Linked DNA regions of Mus musculus: all the other regions are linked to region 2. A link is a loop called in an ENCODE intact Hi-C map of the cell type or tissue named here. Cell type or tissue: heart. All regions are shown on one strand. Each heading gives the region's core, and the rest is flanking DNA. Links, peaks and the distances in the headings are about the cores only.

The links. A loop is a pair of places that touch in the nucleus more often than their neighbours do. Peaks named below come from ENCODE experiments on the same cell type or tissue, not always from the same donor. Only the 100,000 strongest peaks of a DNase experiment are listed, where the experiment ranks them.
Region 1: a loop joins it to region 2, with 4 times the contacts of the local background. A loop is called at or near these places in 39 of 42 quality-filtered maps.
Region 3: it touches region 2 in a loop (4-fold over the local background); 3 of 42 quality-filtered maps call a loop at or near these places.

The regions. Positions count from the first base shown.
Region 1 is chr7:81,333,646-81,340,626 of GRCm38, forward strand. It overlaps Pde8a (phosphodiesterase 8A), which reads left to right. Exons shown (of 22, transcript NM_008803.3): 22 at 1-890. Among named protein-coding and RNA genes, the nearest start is that of Rps17, 8.1 kb to the right of the region's middle. In heart, for the core only: CTCF peaks have their summits at 2,271 and 2,965 (motif pointing left); DNase peaks (open chromatin) are centred at 2,306 and 2,716; H3K27ac peaks cover 908 bases.
Region 2 is chr7:81,164,152-81,171,198 of GRCm38, forward strand. It overlaps Slc28a1 (solute carrier family 28 (sodium-coupled nucleoside transporter), member 1), which reads left to right. Exons shown (of 18, transcript NM_001004184.3): 13 at 120-288; 14 at 375-572; 15 at 3,815-3,896; 16 at 4,813-4,911; 17 at 5,016-5,127; 18 at 5,389-6,265. The coding sequence ends at 5,461. Among named protein-coding and RNA genes, the nearest start is that of Gm44968, 39 kb to the right of the region's middle. In heart, for the core only: a CTCF peak has its summit at 3,144 (motif pointing right); no DNase peak of the experiment used is centred there; H3K27me3 peaks cover 577 bases.
Region 3 is chr7:81,519,502-81,526,548 of GRCm38, forward strand. 2900076A07Rik (RIKEN cDNA 2900076A07 gene) reads left to right here and starts at 4,049. Exons shown (of 4, transcript NR_160675.1): 1 at 4,049-4,175. In heart, for the core only: a CTCF peak has its summit at 3,652; a DNase peak (open chromatin) is centred at 3,970; H3K4me3 peaks cover 2,208 bases; H3K27ac peaks cover 1,820 bases.

The sequences.
Region 1 (6,981 bases), core at 90-5,089, 170 kb after region 2:
TTCTGTGACCACATCTACACCATAGCTTGCTGCAAGGCTCTTTAGTGAGGCCCCCAAGAGCTGTGGTTTGTATCGACTCTGGACTCTGTGTTACCACAGCCCTGGGAACCCTGCAGAGGTGACCATGGCTCTCCTAGCAGTGACCATGTGCCTGCAGAGCAGCATCTGGGGAGGTGTGGTTGCAGGTTGTGGAACACTGCTGCAAGGGACGTCTCTCTTAAGTCCACTAGCAAACGAGGCAGACATTTAAGGTTGATTCTCCCGATTATTACATGTTTTATTTATTTTATTAGACATTTGATATTTTCTATGAATTTAAAAATACTTCAAAGCCAATTTCAGATGCCTTGACCAAATTCATGACTTGTGTGTGCGTGATTTGGTTACAGACCTATTTTCATAAATGCAGATTTATAAGTTTAAAATGATGCATTTTTCCCACACTATGGAATATGTTAAACCCTCCTCTTTGATGTTAGTGGGGAAGGCTTTATGTAGTGGGTCTCACTCTAGTGTGTAACAGAGAAGCCACGTCTGCAGACAAGCTCTGAGCAGCTGCTGTCAGGAGTTTTACAGGTGCCTTCTCAGAGAAAAATTGGATTTGACCATTTTTTTTCCCTAAAATTTTATAATTGAATTTCTAAAAGCCTGCCTCATTTTATACCATTTCTATAAAATATGCCCTGCAAAGCAAACCTGGGTACCTAGCAGCTGATATTTTACAACTAACATGGGGTATTTGAGTCTAGAAATATAAAGGGTCTATCTCCTCACATTTTGAATAAGCATAATACTATAAAGATGATATTCAATGACATGTCGAAATGTTAGTTTCATTTTAAACTTGTATTTTTTTCTGGATGAAATTAAACTATTTGTTTTTAAGAAGTTATTTGTTGCCATTTCTTTGTATTGCCTAATAAGTACTCTTTCTAAATTTGGGATAGACAACTCTTTTGTAGAACAAACTGGAAGCTAAACAACTTTGTAAGGTCTGGTGGAGCCAGAATATATGATGGCTCTTCAGTTTGACCACAGACTCCACTGTAGAGAAGAACACGGGCTCTTTGTCCTGCATGAAGATGCCTGACCTAAGATAACATCGAGGAAGAGACATCTTACCCCCTCCCAGTGCCGTGAAGAAGAGGAGGCTGGTGCTTCACCATGAGCACGCCTAACATTTTTAGAGCTAAAAGAAGCTATAAGAATTACAAGGTAAGCCGGACGTAGTGGCGCACGCCTTTAATCCCAGCACTCGGGAGGCAGAGGCAGGTAGATTTCTGAGTTCGAGGCCAGCCTGGTCTACAGAGTAAGTTCCAGGACAACCAGAGCTACACAGAGAAACCCTGTCTCAAAAAAAAAAATTTACAAGGTAGACAAGATGGTCTTTAAAGGAAAAGAAACACACCAAACTTCTAGACCAGTGGTCTTCAGTCTTCCTAACACTGCGACCCTTTAATATACGACTGGCTGTAACTAAAGAATAAACGAAAGCCAGGCGTTGCTGAGTGACAACACAGAGGTGCGCAGCTCCACACCTGCTAAGCCCAGAGAAGGAGGTGATGTTCTCAACTGTCACGAGGAGAACAGGACAGAGAGCAAAGGGAAGAGGCGCTGGGCAAGGCAAGGTTGGAGCCTGGTCCCATTTGACAGACCCAGCGTAGGATTTAAAGGGTACTCTGAATCCCAGGTAGCACATACAGGTTGTCAGCTTTCCATTATACTGACAAATGCCTGAGACAAAAGGAGAGGGAGGCTTCAGGCCGTGGCATCTGGGCTGTGGTGGGACATTGGGTGTGGAACTGAATGAGAGTGGAGGAGAGTCCCACCATGTTCTTTTGGACATGCCTCTCCAAGCCAGATGACCCCCACTCGAAAGTTCCTACCACCTCCCAAAGGTCCCACACCGGAAAGTAAGCCTTTAAGCCTTGTCACTTTGAGACCCCCAGACTACAGCAATGCATAAAGCAAGACAGATCCCTTGCAGTGGACGTAGACATTGCCACTGGGAGCTTCAGTGGCCAAAAGACAAAGGAACCCCCCCCCCCACCAGACCCACTTAGCTAGGCTGGCATTCAAAAGGGAAGATCATGTAACTCAGACAAGTTCACTACAGATGCCCTTTAGAGGTCAGATCAGCAAGAGGGGTAAACTTCTGGACAAAAGTAGCCATGGGGGGGCGGTGAGGCTGGTGGAGAGGGAGAGAGAGGAGAAAAGGAGCAAGAAGCTTCAAAGAGGCAGCTGCTGGAAGGGCGGTGAGTCACAGAGAAGCCTGTTCCCTGGTGGCAGCAGAAACAATGGCCGGGAATGGAGCGCCATCAGCTCACACAGCCAGGAAGAGACTGAATCCGTGTGTAACAATTGTCTCATCCTGCTGTGCCCAGAGGAAACTTGAGGCCACTCACAACTGTCACACCGGAGGTTGTGCAGTCTGTTCTATGGTTTCAAGTCAGAAAGGAAAGACTCCAAGGAAAGCAAGCTTCCCGACCATCACCCTCCAGAAAGCTCTGCATCCCACAGTCGCGGTGTCCCAGGGAAGGCGCGCATCCCTGGGTCCTTCCTGCCTGCCTGGCTGCTCCGCGCCACCCTTCCAGCTTCCTCTAGCCCCACTGCTCCTCAGCCTCCAACCCCACCTGCAAAGCGGGGTTCCTGGCCGGTGGAGGGAGCCCTGTTTAGAAGGGAGGACGCAAACTCAGTCGCCAAGAAGCAATAGCATCCAGTCAAGGGCCAAGAACAGCACTGTGAGTGGAACAGCGTGGGAGGGTCAGGGCACATCAAGGCTCTGTGCTATTGTCCAGGAGAGAGTGGAAATTATATAGCTAGAGGGTAGACTGAACAGGCTTTCTAAAAATAGGGTTAGGGGCTAGAAAATGGCTTGGCGGCCAAGGCACATTGCTCTTCCAGAGACAGGATTTAGTTCGCAGCACCGACAACCACCAGTAATTCCAGGGGCTCTGGCGCCCTCTTCTGGACTCCACGAACACGTGAGTACTCTTCCAGGAGCACACATAAATAAAGAGGGGTAACTGTTTCGTATATCTGAGGACAGGAAGACAAAAATAATTTGGGGTGGGGCTGGGGGTGGGTGGGTAGGGAGATGGTTCTTGTGAACGGAAACTCTTGAAAAGGGGCAGTGTCTGCAGAGACTGACTGGGAGAACTTCAGTCCTGTTGGGAGTCTGGAATGCTGCAGGTCCCATCCCGATACAGTTCCAACCTCAAAACAGCCATTCCTTGTCCTCGTGTGTCAGAGCTAACACAGGGCACTAATCCTGTGACTAAGAGAAAAACCTTCTAGAATCCACTGACTTAGCGGGCCACTGGCTTCCACCAACTCGAAAGCTTGGATGTCATGGGACAGCATCCCGGGCCTGGGTGAAGACTTCCCCATCTCACTGTGCCTGTTCTTTGATGTATTAGCCCTGATTTCTGACTTTATTCTGTAAAACCATAAAAATTTCATTATACTGCCAGGTGTGGTGGCGCACGCCTTTAATGCCAGCACTCGGGAGGCAGAGACAGGCGGATTTCTAAGTTCAAGGCCAGCCTGGTCTACAAAGTACTCACTGAGTTCCAGGACACCCAGGGCTATACAGAGAAACCCTGTCTCGAAAAACCAAACCAAACCAAACCAAAAAAACTTCATTAAACTGCTTCCACAGTGAAACATGGAATTTGGAATAATCTACTGTGTTCCCAGACCATGGTCACTCAAAAGGGCTCTAGAATAATAAACTAACTCTTGTTCTCTTAAGATGGTGTGTGTGTGGTACAAGCCTGGGACACACGCGCATGCACACACACAGGCAAGGGAAAAGCACTTGCGGGCTGGTGAGATGGCTCAGTGGTTAAGAGCACTGACTGCTCTTCTGAATGTCCTGAGTTCAATTCCCAGCAACCACATGGTGGCTCACAACCATCTCTAATGAGATCTGACGCCCTCTTATGGAGTGTCTGAAGACAGCTACAGTGTACTTAAATATAATAAATAAATAAATCTTTTAAAATGTTAAAAAAAAAAAGAAAGAAAAGAAAAAGGAAAGGAAAGAAAAGCACTTGCAAATGTATAATTCTAAAGTTGGGACTCCCGACCCACGGGTCTGGGCCTGCCTGTAATCCCAGCAAGAAGCAGGGCAAGCCGCTAGCCCAATCGCCTACAGCAGCTCCAGATTCAAGGAGAAACCTTGTCTCAATAGACAGTGCTGAGAGCAATGGAGGAAGGCTCCTAACTTCAACCTCAAGTCAGTGCACCCCACACACACAAGAGTATCCACACACCAGTGCACCCACACACACGCGTATCCACACACCAGTGCACCCACACACACGCATATCCACACGCCAGTGCACCCCACACACACATGCGTATCCACACGCCAGTGCACCAACACACACGAGTATCCACACGCTAGTGCACCCTTACTGTCCTGGAACTCACTCTGTAGACCAGGCTGGCCTCAAACTCAGAAATCCACCTGCCTCTGCCTCCCGAGTGCTGGGATTAAAGGCGCGCGCCACCACTGTCTGGCTAGCCTTAAATTTCTGACCCTCCTTCCTCTCCCTCTCCAGTGTTGAGAATTGTTTTGTTTTTCTAGAGATGGAGTCGACTCGATATCTAGCCCTGGCAGGCCTGGAATTGTGTGTGAGTCAGCTGGCCGGAGGCGTCCGGGTTAATGTGCATGTGTCAGAAGTCAGTGCTGCTGTGCGGGTCATGCGGTGCCTCCTGCATGCTGGGTTATGCGGTGCCTCCCTGCATGCTAGGTGAGCACTCTGAACTAAGGCCCAGCCACAGAGCCTTTTGGTTGTCTGGTTTTTGTTTTGTCTTTTAAACTCCACCTCACAAGGGCTGGGGTCCCAGGCTTGTACCACCATACCCATCTTTTGAACCTGATTCAAGTTCACTGCCTAGAGGCAGGGTGGGACCTTCAACAGGGAAAAGCTTTAGAAAACGAGTTTTCCTTCCCGGTGGTTTTATGAGGAGTATTGGAAACATTGCTTTTAACATACATTTCCTCCAATACCATAAATCCACAGGATTATACAGACTTAGAGTAGTCAGGATTATGTAAGGATTAACCTTGCTACATTGTGCCAGTTACAGGAAGAGAACAGAAACTGCCGTGTACTGTTGGTCTTGCTGAGAGTGAGCTAGACCTTCTCAGCTCAGACTCACACCTGTTTCTTCTAGGAGTCCTCCAAGACTCCCTATCCTGGGCAGGCTGGCCCCTGGCCCTGTAATGTGGACTAAGGAGGGCAAACAGCTAAGGGTGATGAAAACACTGCCCCTGGAGTACAGCAACCGCGCCAGTTCATCCCCGCCTGGGGGAAACACTGGCCTACCTGCCACGGGTTCTCTCTCTCTCCTTCCCTCCCTCCCCCCCACCCCCACTCTCAGTTGGACACTCCAGCTGGCTGCCTTAATGAAGCTTTTAAGCTCCTGGCTTGCGGATGTCATTTCCCACTGCTTGCTATTTGTCCTTCTCCTTTTGCTTGCTTAATAAACTTAAAGCGCAGCTACCCCAGATCATTCTCTGGATAAAACAGACTCTAAGGTGGCCCTGGGACACAACCACACTGTACTTGTAGAGAGACATCAGATCACATTGAACAAAGACCCAAGCTACATCTAATGTTGACAGTCCCCGACTGGCCCTACAAAGCTACCGCTGTTCTCCACTGTCTGTTTCTTACAGTTCTTGAGGAAAATAATTCCAGACAGAAACAAGAATTTTAAACTGTTTAAAAGAGGCTTGTGAGGTGGGTATGGTGGCACATGCCTTTCATTACGTCACTGGAAGGCAGACCTCTGTGAGTTCAAGGCCAGCCTGGCCTACAGTGAGTTCCAGGACAGCCAGGATGGACTACATAGTAAGACCCTGTCTCGACAAACCACAAAAAGAGGCTTATGTTAATATCACTTGTTATATGACAATTAATTACAATATCAAGTACACTCATTAAGAAAATAACTCGGGTAGCCGGGCGGTGGTGGCACACGCCTTTAATCCCAGCACTTGGGAGGCAGAGGCAGGCGGATTTCTGAGTTCGAGGCCAGCCTGGTCTACAAAGTGAGTTCCAGGACAGCCAGGGCTACACAGAGAAACCCTGTCTCAAAAAAAACAAAAAAAGAAAATAACTCTAGAAGGCTAGAAGCTCAGCGGTTAGTAGTGGCTGCTCTTGCAGAAAACCTAGTAAGTTAGGTTCCTGAATGCACATGGCAGCTGAAAACCACCTGCGATGCCAGTTCCAGAGGACTTGCTGCCCTCTTCTGGCTCCTGCAGGCACTGCACCTACACTTGTGCAGCCAACACACACACACCTCATGCAAATATCCATCCAAGGCAGCGCTTGTGTTGAAAGTACAATGGCAGGCCCTCTAGCTTTAACCATCTACAGTTCTTTTTCTATTTGTTCCCGGCTAAGTGGTCAAAGTCCATGTCTTAAGAGTTACTATTGTGGGGAGGGACAGGTTTATTTGGCTTAGACTTCTGTAACACTGTTTATCATCAAAGGAAGTCAGGCCAGAAATTCAAGCAGGGCAGGAGTTGATACAGACACCATGGACGGTTGCTGCTTACTGGCTTGCTAAGTCTGCTTTCTCAGAGAACCCAGGACCACCAGCTCAGGGGTGGTACCACCCACAATGGACTGGGCCCCCTCTACTAATCACTAATAAAGATAATATCCTACAGGCTTGCCTCCAGCCAGATCTCATGATGGCATTTTCTCAATTGAGGCTCCTTTCTGGTTACTCTAGCTCAGTGGTTTTCAACCTATGGGTTGTGACCCCTTGATTGAAACAACCTTTTCATAGAGGCCATATATCAGAAATTTATATTGTAGCAACAGTAGCAAAATTAGTTATGAAGTAGCAATGAATAAGTTTACGGCTGAGGGTCACCACAGCACGAGGAACTGTAGTAAAGGGTGGCATCTTTAGGAAGGTTGAGAACCACTGCTCTAGCTTGTCAAGTTGACTTAA
Region 2 (7,047 bases), core at 807-5,806:
AAAAAAAAAAACCTCCTTGGTTTTGAAACCCTCTGTTGAAGCCCCTTTCCGTATAAGGTGGGGACATTCACTGATCATAGGGACATGCTAGTAATGACACCTGTTGATCCCAATGGTAGAGATGCCCAGAACCTCGTGGAAGCAGCCAGCGCTGGGGCTGCCATCTCAGTGAAGGTCGTTGCCAACATTGCTGCCAATCTGATCGCCTTCCTGGCTGTACTGGCCTTCATCAACGCTGCCCTCTCCTGGCTGGGGGACATGGTGGACATCCAGGGACTCAGCTTCCAGGTGTGGCTGTGGTGGAAGGGATGGTCTCAGGACATACCTGGAAGAGCCCTCCATCTCACCCAGTTCTCTTGCCTTTTTATCCTCAGCTCATCTGCTCCTACGTCCTGCGGCCTGTGGCCTTCTTGATGGGCGTGGCCTGGGAGGACTGTCCAGTAGTGGCTGAGCTGCTGGGCATCAAGCTGTTTCTCAATGAGTTTGTGGCCTATCAAGAGCTTTCCCAGTACAAGCAGCGACGCCTGGCAGGGGCTGAGGAGTGGCTTGGTGACAAGAAACAGTGGATCTCTGTGAGTGTCCTGATCCGCTTCTTGCCTCTATTTTGGAAAGCGGGTTATTAACATTTATCCTAAAAACACTGCCATGAACAAAATTATGTAAGCCATGCAATTATAAAATTAACCTTTCTGAAAGAATACAGAGTCATAACCTAATGTTAGGAATTTTTTTTTAAATGTCTATAATAATCTCGCTATCCTTAGACAACAGCGATTGCTTTTATCTGTTTTCTTCTTTTTCGTGTGTTGTTTTGGGGATATGGATTCATGTAGCCCAGGCTGGCCAAAGATATATAGAAGAATGGCCTTGAACTCCTTCTGCGTCTGCCTTCCAAGTGCTGGGATTACAGGAGTGAGCCTTCATGGCCAGCTGTTTGTTCTAAGACAGAATTTACACAGTTGCTTATCTATGTTACATTGTAGCCAGCTTTCCCCATCCTCATTAGGGTGTATCTATTGAGCTTTTTATTTTCAATGCTTAAGATTGTACTAGGCCCTCATGCACACCAAACACTGAGCTATACACCATTAGAAATTTACTTATCTTTTTGTTTGGTTATTTATTTTGATTTTGGTTTTTGTTTAAAGAGACAGGGTTTTTCTGGCCTGGAACTCCCTCTGTAGACTAGGCCAGCCTTTACCTCCTGAATGCTGGGCTTAAACGCATTTGCCACCATGCCTGGCTCCAAAATTCATGTTATCTTTAAAATATATAATAGTTATTTCAGTGTGTGGGTGTGTGTGTGTGAGAGAGAAAGAGAGTATTTGTGTGTATATGCCTGTGTTTCTCTGTGTGTATGTATGCCCCCTCTTCTCCCCACTCTTCCCTCCCCTCTCTCCCCTCCTCCCTCTTCTCTCTCTCTCTCTCTCTCTCTCTCTCTCTCTCTCTCTCTCTCTCTCTCTTCTCTCTCTCCCATATCACACGTATGGAAGCCAGAAGGTGATTTGTAGGAATTGACTGACCTTAGAATGTCATGCATAATGACAGCATTTCACCTGCTGAGCTATCTCACAGGCCCAAACTAGAGTGTCTACCATATTTTCCAGCATTGTGCTCTTGGATCATCAGCTGAACTCCTTGTCTGGCTATGTGTATGACGATGTTGAAGTGAATATCTCAGTGTAGAACTTTCCCTGCTTCCTGGGTCATTTCTTCAGGAGCTTCCTGAGGTGTGGTTAAGCACAACTCCATGCCAAGCCCTCCTGGAGCAACTTTCCTAACTGCTATAGTAGAGGCTAAGTGCCGCCTCAGTGTGCCTCACTACAGTTACCCCCAGAAATAAAGCTGCACTGGAAGTCTGTATTTGAAGGCATGTTGAGGGCTGAAGATGAAGCCCATTTGGCAGAATGTTTGAATGGCATGCACAGAGCTCTGGGTTTGATCCCCAGCACTGCACAAATTGTTAAGCCCAATCCTCAGTTAGCAGAGGCAGGAGGATCACAAATTCAGGACCATACTTGGCTACTTAGAGAGTACCAAGAGGGTTGGAAAGATGGCTCAGCAGTTTAAAGCACTAGTTGCTCTTCTAGAGAACCTAGGTTCAATTTCCAGCACCCACATGACAGCTCAGAACTCTATAACTCCAGTTCCGAGAGCTCTGATATCCTCATATGTATGCACATGCAGGCATAACATCAAAGCACATTTAAAGAAAATGTGTTTAAAGAAAAGAATTCCAGAAAAATTTTCTTACCTTTAGAATGTTTCCAGTTTTGCTTTGAGACAAAGTCTCATTAAGTTACCCAGGCAAGCCTTCAGTTCATAGTCCTCTAACCTCCATCTAACTAGGAGTTCAAGGCCAGGCCACCAGGCCTAGATTATTTCTGTTATGGCTTTCTGTAATTTCCCCCTATTATTCCCTCCTCTTAATTTTGTTTGAAAGAATTTAATTTTTTTAAACAATAATTTTTATACCAAACCTTTCTCTCTGAAAGATTTCCCTTTTCCATTCCCTTCTTTCTAATCTTATAAAGTGGTTGTGTAAGTATCAAATTCCAGAAACAAAAACAAACAAACAAAAATTCCAGAAACAACGAGATGAACTGGTAAGACCTTGAGCTGAGCTGGACAGGACTGGATGCCGCCACCTCTGGCACAGCTGCCTTGTCTATGTGAGCTTCTGCCACTGGACTTTGTGAGCCTTAGCGTATTTAGTCAACCCCCAAATGAGTAGGACACAACTACCTTGAAGCTATAGTCATTATCCTATGGTAGCCTATGGTTTTATGTTTAAAATACGTCTTTTCTTCAGTGGTCTAAAATTTACTTAATCTATGGTGTGAGGCATGAGTAGCAAGCAATTACTTCAAAGTGTTCCATTTTTGTTTGTTTGTTTTTGTTTTTCGAGACAGGGTTTCTCTGTATAGTCCTGGCTGTCCTAGAACTCACTTTGTAGACCAGGCTGGCTTCAAACTCAGAAATCCTCCTGTCTCTGCCTCCTGAGTGCTGGGATTAAAGGCTTGCGCCACTATGCCCCGGCTGTTTGTTTTGTTTTTAAGCTCCTAATAAGGAGAGGTTTGTATCTTTTTTGTTTAGACTTGTTTACTTTATGTATGAGGGCTCTATCTGCATGTACACCTACATTCCAGTAGAGGGCATCAGAGCCCATTATAGATGGCTGTGAGCCACCAGTGGTTGCTGAATTCAGGTTCTCTGGAAGAGCAGTCAGTGCTCTTAACCACTGAGCCTTCTCGCCAGCCCCTAAAGTACAGGTATTTGCAGAGACCAGAAAGAAGCAAGAGACTGCAGAGATGGGAGAAAAGGTGGCCTTTGGCACACTTGAACCAGCCTGAATCAGAACCCAAAAAGCTGGTAATTGGACAGGGGATGTAGCTTAGCTGGTAGAGTGGCCTAGCATACATGAAGCCCTGGGTTCGATTTCCAGCGCTGCACAAGTTGGGCACAGTGCTGTAGATTACTGTCTGTAACTTCAGAGGTGGAAGCAGGAAGGTCAGGAGTTCGAGATCATTCTTGATATAATGAGCTCGAGGACAGTCTAGGGCGACTTGAGGTTCTGTCTCAAAAACACAAAACAAAAGGTGTGTCTTAAGGACACAGGCTGAAGGACAGCTGAGAGAGAGGCTTGTGGGGGGTGGGGGGTAGCTGAGTACGAGCTGACTTAGAGTGGGAGCATGTGGCCAGCAGAGCTCTATCACAGGGGCTCCAAGACCAAGGCCATAAAGGAACTGAGTGAATGAAGGCCAGGGATGCTTCATGTCCTGGAGGGAGGCCTCCTTGTAATCTGCATTTTCAGGTCAGAGCAGAGATCCTGACGACGTATGCCCTCTGTGGATTCGCCAACTTCAGCTCCATTGGCATCATGCTGGGGGGTCTGAGTGAGTCCCGGGCTGGGCAGCTCCCAGGGGACAGGAGAACTCCAGGGGAGGGTGGGGAGGGTTGGTGGGACAATATGCAGAGTAAAGGGTGGAGGTCACAGGTAAATGGAGGACAGACACCCTCACCGCAGCCCCTTTCTGCTCCCTTCCCCGCTCCCTACATACACACACACACACACACACACACACACACTCAAAAAAAATGTGAGTTTTCTGGCTTACCTCTGCTTCTCACTATGCTCTCACAGCCGGCCAGGGAGAGGAAGGTCCCTCATGAACGTGGCTCTGCATGCATGGGCACAGCAGCCTTTCAGGGTAGAGAAAAATGAGGTGATGGCCAGGAAGGGTCTTGGCCTGGACCTAGTCCTTGATTTGCCACATTGGGGACTCATCTTCCTAGCTGGGCATAGTGACATACATCCACAACCCCTTCATCCAGAAGAATGAAATCAGAGAATCCTGACTCAAAGCCAAGGCTGGGCTGTATGAGACCTTGTCACAAACCAAACAATAGCACACACTCCAAGGGCTGGGGTGTAGCTCAGTTGCTAGAGCTTGCTCTACATGCTCAGGGTCCTGTGTTTTATCTCCAGTACCACGTAGACTGGGCACAGTGGCTCATGCCTGAAATCTCAACATTTGGAGCATCTGGGAGCAGCAGGAAGATCAGGAATTTAAAGTCATTCTTGACTACATGGGGGAAGTTCAAGGCCAGCTTGGGCTGTGTGAGACCCTGATGAGAGAGAGAGAGAGAGAGAACTTCTATCTTTCCTCCTGCTACAGTGGGTGATGGTGAAGAGGACATAATTGGATGCTGGGCCAGAGAGCAAAGCCAGGAGGGCAGTGCCAGGGCTTCAGGAAATGGGCAAAGGGGTGGGTGGCTTCCTTGGCCCTAAGCTCTCTTGCACCCCGGCAGCCTCCATGGTCCCCCAGCGGAGGAGTGACTTCTCCCAGATTGTGCTACGGGCACTGATCACAGGGGCCTTCGTGTCCCTGGTAAACGCCTGTGTGGCAGGTGAGTGCTGTGCAGCGGCCTCAGAATTCCGACCCCTTGCTTTCTACCCCCTCTCAGGCAGTGCTGGCTCCTGAGCCAACTCTCCAGGTTGTTTCCTTCCACAGGGATCCTCTATGTGCCCCGGGGGGTCGAGGTGGACTGCATGTCTCTTCTGAACCAAACTGTCAGCAGCAGCAGCTTTGAGGTTTACCTGTGCTGTCGCCAAGTCTTCCAAAAGTGAGTGCCTGCCTGGGCTGTATGTGAGAGTCATAGAGCAAAAAACCCAAGTACCCTCTTGCTTTTGGCACTAGGAGCCAGGGTACCTGGGTACGAATGTCATGGCTGCAGCAGCCTTGACCAAGAGAGGAAGAAATAAAGGCTTAAAGACAAAGGCTGGGGAGGAAAGGTAGACTAGAGATGTGGAGTGACTTTCCCAGGGCTGCACAGCCTATTAATTGCTATAGAAGCAGCCTGGATAGTGTACTGCTTTCTTTTCAGCACCAGCTTGGAGTTTGGCCAAGAGGCACTGCACAACTGCTGTCGATTTTACAATCACACAGTCTGCACGTAGCTGGGACCAAATATCTTCCTAACCTCAAGGCTCATCCATCCTGGATAAGGCCATGGGACTCACCACGACTTCCATCCCACAGCTGGGAAAAGGCGCTGCAGTGAATGACAGACGCCTCACACCCTGGTCCCGTTGCTGCTCCCCATGTCCTACCTCTCCAAGTGTGGGTTCCCAGTGTCTAGTCGGCCCCCTCGCCCTCTGAGAGCAGACATTCTGGTCCTCTCTATTCCTCTTTCTTTGGGACCCTCATGTGCACCTGCCCAAAGCCTCCTCCCTGCTCCCTTCCAAGCACCGGACTTGCTGGGTGCCCCCAGAAGCTGTCTCTAGAGACCTTCTTCCGCCCAGTCTCCAAGAGTGCTTTCCACCCCAGTGTCCTGTGGGGCACCATCTCATTAGGTGTGATGTCAGAGTGGCCCAGGCTCCACTCTGACTCGGTAAAGTTTGATGCGAGCTTGGTGGGTTTGTTGATGTTCTAGATGGGTCTCATGTAGCTCCTTCTAGCATTGACCTTACTCTGTAGCTGAGGTCACCCTATTCCTCTGTCCTCCCGCCGTCACCCCTGAGTGTCAGGAGTACAGGTGCGCACTATCACACTGCGGCCATAAGGACTTCTTGTTTGGGCTGTTGAGAGATCTCAGTGGGTAAAGGCATCTGCTGCTAACTTGATGAACTGACTCTGATGCCTGGACCCCCAAGGTGAAAGAGGGAAGCCATCTCTGCATGCTGTCCTCTGACCTCTACATATGTGCGTGGCACATGCTCTGCCCCTCCCAACTAAAAATAAAGTATAACTTAAAACCTTTACTATTTGTGTGTACAGTGTGTATGTGAGTGCCATCAGGGAGGTGTGGAGACCAGAGAACAACTTTCGAGAGTTGGTCCCCTTCTACTTTATGTGGGTTCTGGGGAAGCTCTTTACCCGCTGAGCCAACTGCCTGCCCAGGAGCTTTCTTTGTTGGTTTTTGCTGGTTGGTTTGTGACAAGGTCTTACTATGTAGCCCTGGCTGGAACTATGTAGACCAGACTGATCTGGACCTCACAAAGTTCCTCCTGTCTGTTTCCTGAGTGCACCATGGTAGTTTTTTTAAAAAAATGTTGCTTTTTGTTTGTAATTCTTTGTCTCTATAGTCTTATATCTACTTTGTTTGTGGGTCCTTCCTGGGTTGTTCTTTTATGTCTCCTAACAATATCTTCTCTGGCTCAGCTCAGCCTCTCCTGGCTCAACTGTCACCAGCTGTCTTTTCTTCATAGTCGGCTTTCATGTGTCTCTTATTTTCACTCTTCAGAATCTCTCCTCTTCCTCTCCTCTCCTCTCCTCTCCTCTCCTCTCCTCTCCTCTTCCTCTTCCTCTTCCTCTTCCTCTTCCTCTTCCTCCCCTCCCCTCCCCTCCCCTCCCCTCTTCTTCCCTCCCCTCTTCTCCCCCTCCCTTCCCCTCCTCTCCTTCTACTCTGACCCCACTCCTCTGTCCCTTATCCCCCACTTCTGCCTGCTCCCCAGTCCTACTACTCTTCTAAGCCTACTCCTAACTCAATCTCCTCTCAGCCTCTGATGGCTTTTATATCCTGTCCTATTCCCAGAAGTCCAAG
Region 3 (7,047 bases), core at 942-5,941, 360 kb after region 2:
GAAGCAACCAGGATTTCCTTAAAACCAGGAAACAAACACATGCTACAAAGTAAAAGAAGACTCTATAAAAAGGTTACAATGCTGTATGGTTGTAACATTCTGAAAAACAAAGCTATTCAAAGGGTGAAGATGTCATGGTTTGGGGAAAAGTCAGGGAAACTGGGCATAGCACAAAGGTATCTTAAGCAATGAAAATACTCTGTAAGCTCTGATACAGGTTGTTGTATAGTTATCAAAACCCACAGAATGCAGAAAGAGTGGTCCTATGGGTAGTGGTATGCTAGCATGAAAGTGACGTGCACGGAGCAGAGTCTCTGTGCCTCTCCCGCCCTTCTGTGAAGTTCAATGTGCTCTAATTTTTTTTTATTTAATTATGAACCAGGCAGTGGTGGCACATGCCTTTAATCCCAGCACTTGGGAGGCAGAGGCAAGCAGATTTCTAAGTTCAAGGCCAGCCTGGTCTACAGAGCTAGTTCCAGGACAGCCAGGGCTACACAAAGAAACCCTGTCTCTAAAACAAACAAACAAACAAAATCTAATTACAACCTAAAGAGCAATGGAACAGACAACAACAATGCATTAAAATAAGAACATAAATGAGGTTGTATTTGGAAGCAAATTCGCAACTAAAAACAGCAGGGTAATGTAACAGATCCCAGAAGAAAGGTAACCATCTTAGACTCTTACTAAGAAGTATTAGCTGAGTGTGGAGGCATAGATCAGTAATCCTAGCACAGAAGAACCAGAAGGTTAAGGCCAGACTGAGTGAGAATCACAGTGAAACCCTGTCTCAAATAAGTCAACCAACCAATCAACCAAGCAGACAAGCATAGTCCTTGTGAGATGACTTTGGTGGTTAAAGGTACATGTGGCCAAGCCTGACAACAGGAACTTGGTCCCCAGGACTGCCATGGTGGAACAAGAGAACTGACTCCTGTAAATTGTCCTCTGACTTCCAGACACTTGAGCCCCCTTCCCAACAAATACATAAATAAATGTAATAAAAATTTTTAAATAGAAGTAAACAAAAAAGACATTAGAGAAACAACAAAAGAGGAAGCAAAACCATTACAAAAACTAAACATGTTATATGAGCTGGGTGTGGTGAAACACATCTTTGACCCCAGCACTCAGGAGACGGATGCAGGAAGATCTCTATGAGGTCCAGGCCCGTCTGATTTACACAGGGAATTCCAGGACAACCAGGGCTAAGAAAGAGGAAAAAACTCAAATGATCACATTCTTGGGATTCAGACCCAGGACAAGCAGCTGAGGTGCATAAGTAGACCTAGCCTCCAGGTTCTCCCAGCATCCCTCAGTCCCTACCGGTTGCAGCGTAGGTCTGGCATACCCTGCCCTCTGCCCTGAACTTTCTAGCCCAGGGGCTGGGCTGCCCCTCCCCCTGAAGCTCTTCCTTATATATCTAGACAGTTTGGCCTCTCACTCTCTCTCTGCTTGCTCTTTCTCTCTTTCTCTTTCCTCTCCCCCCTGTCTCCCTCACCATTAGTGAATTCACTGGTCCTCTCCTGTGTGGTCAGTGAACTCCCCCAACAGCTGACCCCAATAAACCTGCCTTTATACTTTAATTTGATTTCATTTCATCAGTGGAGAATAATGTCACAAATGATAGCAGAAAATATTAACTCCCCAGCCACTTCTTTTGAGGCATCAACAGCATAAATGTCACCTGGGGTCAGAGAGATGGTTTAATAAGTTAAGACACTTGCCACCTGCCATCTCACCGACCTGAGGGGCTCTACTTTCTCACACTTTGTTACTGGTAGATCACAAGCTTTAACAATTAACCTTTGAGCCCATGAACCTACAAACAATTAACCTTTGCTAAACCTTTTAATAGTTTAACACTATAATCTTTTTAGAAAGAGAATCAAATGAAAATTATATTTTTATTTCTTTCCTAATGATTCTGCCCTTTTTGTATCGCTCTGGGTAGAAAACCTACCATCCTGTTGAATATTAGAAGTGAAAATGGATTTTCACATGTTACTGTTCCCTGTGACAATAGCTATTAAGTTTCATGTTTACAGTAGGCTTCTGCTAAAAGCTTTTCATTAAATTACTATCTATTCTCATTTCGCTAAATAGAAACTGGATTTTTAAATGTTAACCTTTCAGATAATTGTGTAGTATTAAACTCCTAAATTATTAACACAATGAATTGCAGTGATAGGTTTTTAAACGTTAAACACTTCTGGGGAAACCTTTCTTTTTTTTAAGTCTATCTGGATAGACTACTCGGTAGGCTTAGTGATCTGTCAAGAGCTTTGTCTTTTGGTGAGTTTAACTCCGAGTTTTCTCTTGAGCTATCTTTGCTGGGTTTAGCTATTAAGACACTGGTGCTGGTAAATGATCTGAGCGCTTTCTTATGTTAAAATACAGTGTTCGTTGGGGTGGAGAGATGGCTCAGTGGTTAAGAGCACTGACTGCTCTGTAATGGGCTCTGATGCCCTCTTCTGGTGTGTCTGAAGACAGCTACCATGTACTCATACTCATATACAATAAATAAATAAATAAATAAATAAATAAATAAATAAATAAAATACAGCATCCATGACAGCAAATCAGGCAAGTAAAGTATGTGCAACTTGATGCCCTGTACCAGGCAAAGGAGCCAGTGTGTGCCTGTGCCCAGTGTGTGCCTATGCCCAGTGTGTGCCTATGCCCGTGTGTACCTATGCCAGGGTGAGAAAAGCACAGGCCAAGCCTAGAAAGTGAGTGTAATGGTCTCACTCTGTAGCCCTGGCTCTCTGTCCGTCCTTCCTTCCTTCCTCCTCCTTCTCCTTTCTGCTTCTCACTGTATAGCTCTGGCTGGCTTGGAACTCTCCACGTAGACCAGTCTGGTGTTGAACCCTGAAGGCTGGTATTAAAGTAGTGTGCTACCATGCCCAGAAAAGTTACATCTTAAATGAGTAAGAGAAATGAAGTAGATTTGGCTCAAGCTGATAAACAAGGTAACATTTTTGCTCCTGATTTTGTATATTAAATCCAAAAGCCTTGTATGTTTGGACTGCATGTAAGGTCCTTTCATTACACCTATGTTTCTTATTTTGTTCTTTTTGCTTCAAATTCTGACCTCAAACTCGCAGCATCCAAATGAACTCTGAACTCATTGTTCTAAACCTGCTTACTTTTAGTTTACTTTAGCATTTGGTTTGCACATTCCTGGAGAACTCTGGCAGCTTACTAGGGTGCTCAGTAATTGCCGCCCCTGAAATCTTAAGTCTTTTCTGCAGCCTCACAATGTGAACTGGAATAAGCTGGGCTTTTTAATCCAACAGGATGGATGTCCTTGTAAAACACAGCAATAAGCAGAAATAAGGAGAACAAAGTTTGACAACAGAGTAGGGCCATGCTGCCTCAAGTCAAAGCACACACAGGATTTTTAGCGATCACCAGAAACTAAGTAAGGCAAAGATATCATATTCAAAATGACAGAGGAAGCCTACCTCTACCAAGGCGCAAATGTCAAATGTCTTTTGTTTTAGTCTCTCAACATTTGAGGTCTATCCTCAGGAAATTTATCCAAAAGTGATTTTACTTATCTTCCTAGACCCATGATCAAGGCTAGGAAGCTCTTGGTCCTTTCCTGGATGAATATGCATGGGCTTGCAACCAGGGGGAGTCAAGAGAGCGACTGAGTAAAGGTTACTGAGGTGCAGTGCACGCTTTGCTCTCTATAAGCAGGGTGGCAAGAATGAAGAACACTGAGAAGCTTAACAGCCAGGGCTGGGTAGCACAAGAACGCAGAGGAGTGTCGCAGGGGCGGGACGGCGTACTTCAGTCCCCAGGATGCCGCCTGCCAGGGGAGCAGAGAATAGCATACTCAAAACAATGCGGCAGCTCTCCACACCCACCCAGGAGCTACAAGCCGGCCCCCGAGTCTCCCACGATCCAGACGCCACGCAGCTAGACGCTAAGCAGCAGAGGACTCGCTCTGAGCATGCGCACTGGGAAGAGCCAAGCCCAGCCGCGCCGCGCGGTGCCTGACGTGGAACTTCCTCCCTACGGCTAAGAAGCCGGAAGTGGACTCATTTTCCACCGGAAGGAGGGAGAAATTATGACCGAGAGCCTGACACCTGATGCTAGCGGCTTTTGTCTCGCCAAGTTGACCCAGTATTTGGCCACCTTGTGCGGCGGGTGACTATGGTGTCCAGGTAAGTGGCTGACGTGGCAGGCGTCCCAGGAATGGGAGAAGAGATGGGTAAGCTGCCCGGCTATCGATCTTCCTTCTCTGTGTTTGTTTTTTCTCCATCTTTTTCAAAGAGGGTTGCTAGCCCACGGAATGGTGGGTAGATATGGAAGGAGAAATACGCGGTCACACAGACTGAAGTTAAATTAAGCACACACACATACGTACGTACATACATGCACACATACAAACACATATTCACATGCACAGAGCTGTTGAATATTGGCTCTGTAAATCCAGGCATTCCGAATCGATGACTCTTGCCTGAGGGAGGAATCACCTGTTGCAGTAATTTTAGCGCCCGTGAGCACATGCACACGCAGTGGGTGATTTTTAAGTTTCTTGAATGTGTCAGCAAAGGCATTTAATGTTAGAAAAGGGCAGCAAGGAGGCGGTGGAAAGTTGCATGGTTTGTTGAGGACAGATTCTAAAATCCCATAGAATTCTTGTACAAAGGAGTTTTTATATTGCTTTCTGATGGTGTGCGTGGATGGGTAGGAGGTTGGAAAATTGAAGGAGTGAAGACAGTAGTGAGGTGCACTTAGATACTAGCCTGATGGCTTAGTAGTTAAGAGCATTTGTGGCACTTCCAGAGGCTCTGAGTTTGGTTCCCAGCACCTATATCAAATCACTTGTACCTCAGGACCCAAGGAGTCCAACACACTATTCTGGCCTCCTTGAGCACCACACACATATGTCATTCACTCACAAAGACACGAACATACATATATATAAAGCTTAGATAAGGTGTGAGTCCACCAAAGGAAAGTCATTCGTCAGCCATCAACATGTTTGACCCTGTAGATCAGTGGGTCACAACCGTGGGTCACAACCCCTTTGGGATCAAATGACCCTTTCACCTAAGGGGTCACCTAAGACCACTGGAAATACAGACATTACATTACAATTCAAAACAGTAGCAAAATTACAGTTATGAAGTAGCAACAAAAATAATTGTATGTTGGGGTCACCACAACATGAGGGTATTAAAGTCACAGCATTGGGAAGGTTGAGAAGTGCTGCTCTCGATGGAGATGAGTTTGCCGTGTCTGCCGTTCCCGGTGTACTGTGTAGCAACAGAAGGCAAACATGGGAATCTTCCTTACCTATTGCCTGTTATTGCATAGAAAACCCTGGGGGTCTTAAGCAAGATCTGAGCTCCCCCTAGAAAGCTTGTAGCGGAATACTTATTTGTGCGCTCACTATGGCTTTGTGCTGGCAACCTGTAGAACTTTACCCTAGCCTCTTTATGGGAAATTCACTATAAAGAATTTGTAAGTTGCCTACAAGTCGAGGAGAGATGCTGTAAAGTTCACTGTAATCAGTCTCTCTCTGTCTGTCTGTCTGTCTGTCTGTCTGTTTGTAGGTAATATGACATCTGGTGCTTGTGTAGCTTTAGGTTTGCCCTGCATTAATGCTGCCAGCTCAAGTGGACCCTGAGTTATTGCTATTATCTTTCTTATACTACAGTGGAAACATGTAGGACAGTGGAAACCTGTCAAGGAAGGGAGCCTAAGAGGTCCAAAAAGGTAACTGTATATTAGCAAACACAGAAACATTATCAGCATCAATGACAAAAGACCTTAATAATAAGGAACCATTCAGTTAGGTGTTCACTGTGGGGGATCCCTAAGTACTACCTGTAAACAAATTTCAAAATCTTTGCTCCCAAGATACCCTTAAAATTATTGAGAGCTCAAAAGAACATTTATAGGCTATTAATATTTGAGCTATTAGAAAATGAAAGCTAGCCAAGTGATGGCTACCCCTGCCTTTAATCCCAGCATTTGGGAGACAGAGGCAGGTAGATCTCTGTGAGTTCAAGGCTACCTGGGTCTACAGAGCAAGTTCCAGGACAGCCAAGGTTACACAGAGAAACCCTCCCCCTCCCCGCCCCCACACACAAGAAAAGAAAATGAGGTCTGAAACATGTTTTAAGGATAAGAATAAAGGGCACACACCCCAGTAGTTTTGACAGTGGTCAATGTCTCCACATATTTTGTGGATTCTAAACTCTGCTGTTTGTCACTCTCTTGTTTTGATGGAAAATATTTTGACCTTACTTAACATCGGAAGGCTTTCAGAGGCTCCCATAGGAAGCATATTGTAAGCATAAGTGCTTTCCTTCCAAGCCTGACAATACAGACCTGAGGTCCAGTGTTCCTGAAGTTATATCAGGAGGATGGCAGTTCAAGAGCTGTCTGGGGCTAGAGAGATGGCTCAGTGGCTAAGAGCACTGACTGCTCTTCCAGAGGACCTGAGTTCAATTCCCAGCAACCACATGGTGGCTCACAACCATCTGTAATGGGATCTGACGCCCTCTTCTGGTGTGTCTGAAGATAGCAACAGTGTACTCATATACATAAAATAAACCTTTAAAAGAAAGAAAAAGAAAAAGAACTGTCTGGATAACTGAGAGAGACCTTGTCTCCAAATAAAGGGTACAAAGGCTGGGAATATAGGTCAGTGCTGGAGTGTTCAGTTAGCATGCACCAGGCTCTGGTTTTAAGTGGCTTTATCCAAATGTTATAAAAATAACTTTTTGTTTTATAAGTAAGTGTCACTGTTGAAATTGTGACATGGGCAGCAGTGTCACCTGTAAATGCAATTATACGAAATGCACACACATCACACACACCTCTAGAAGCTGTATAATTGTGGACACAAGAATACAAATGGGTTTACATTTTGTGTTTCCTTTAGAAATCCTGTTGCCTGCTACTCTTGGAATTGATTCCAGGGCCTCAAACATGCTAGATAAGTGTACTACCAGTGAGCTGTAGCCCAGCCTTCATGGCTTTTGTTGTCTTAAGTAACTGGCTCAGACCTACTTCTCC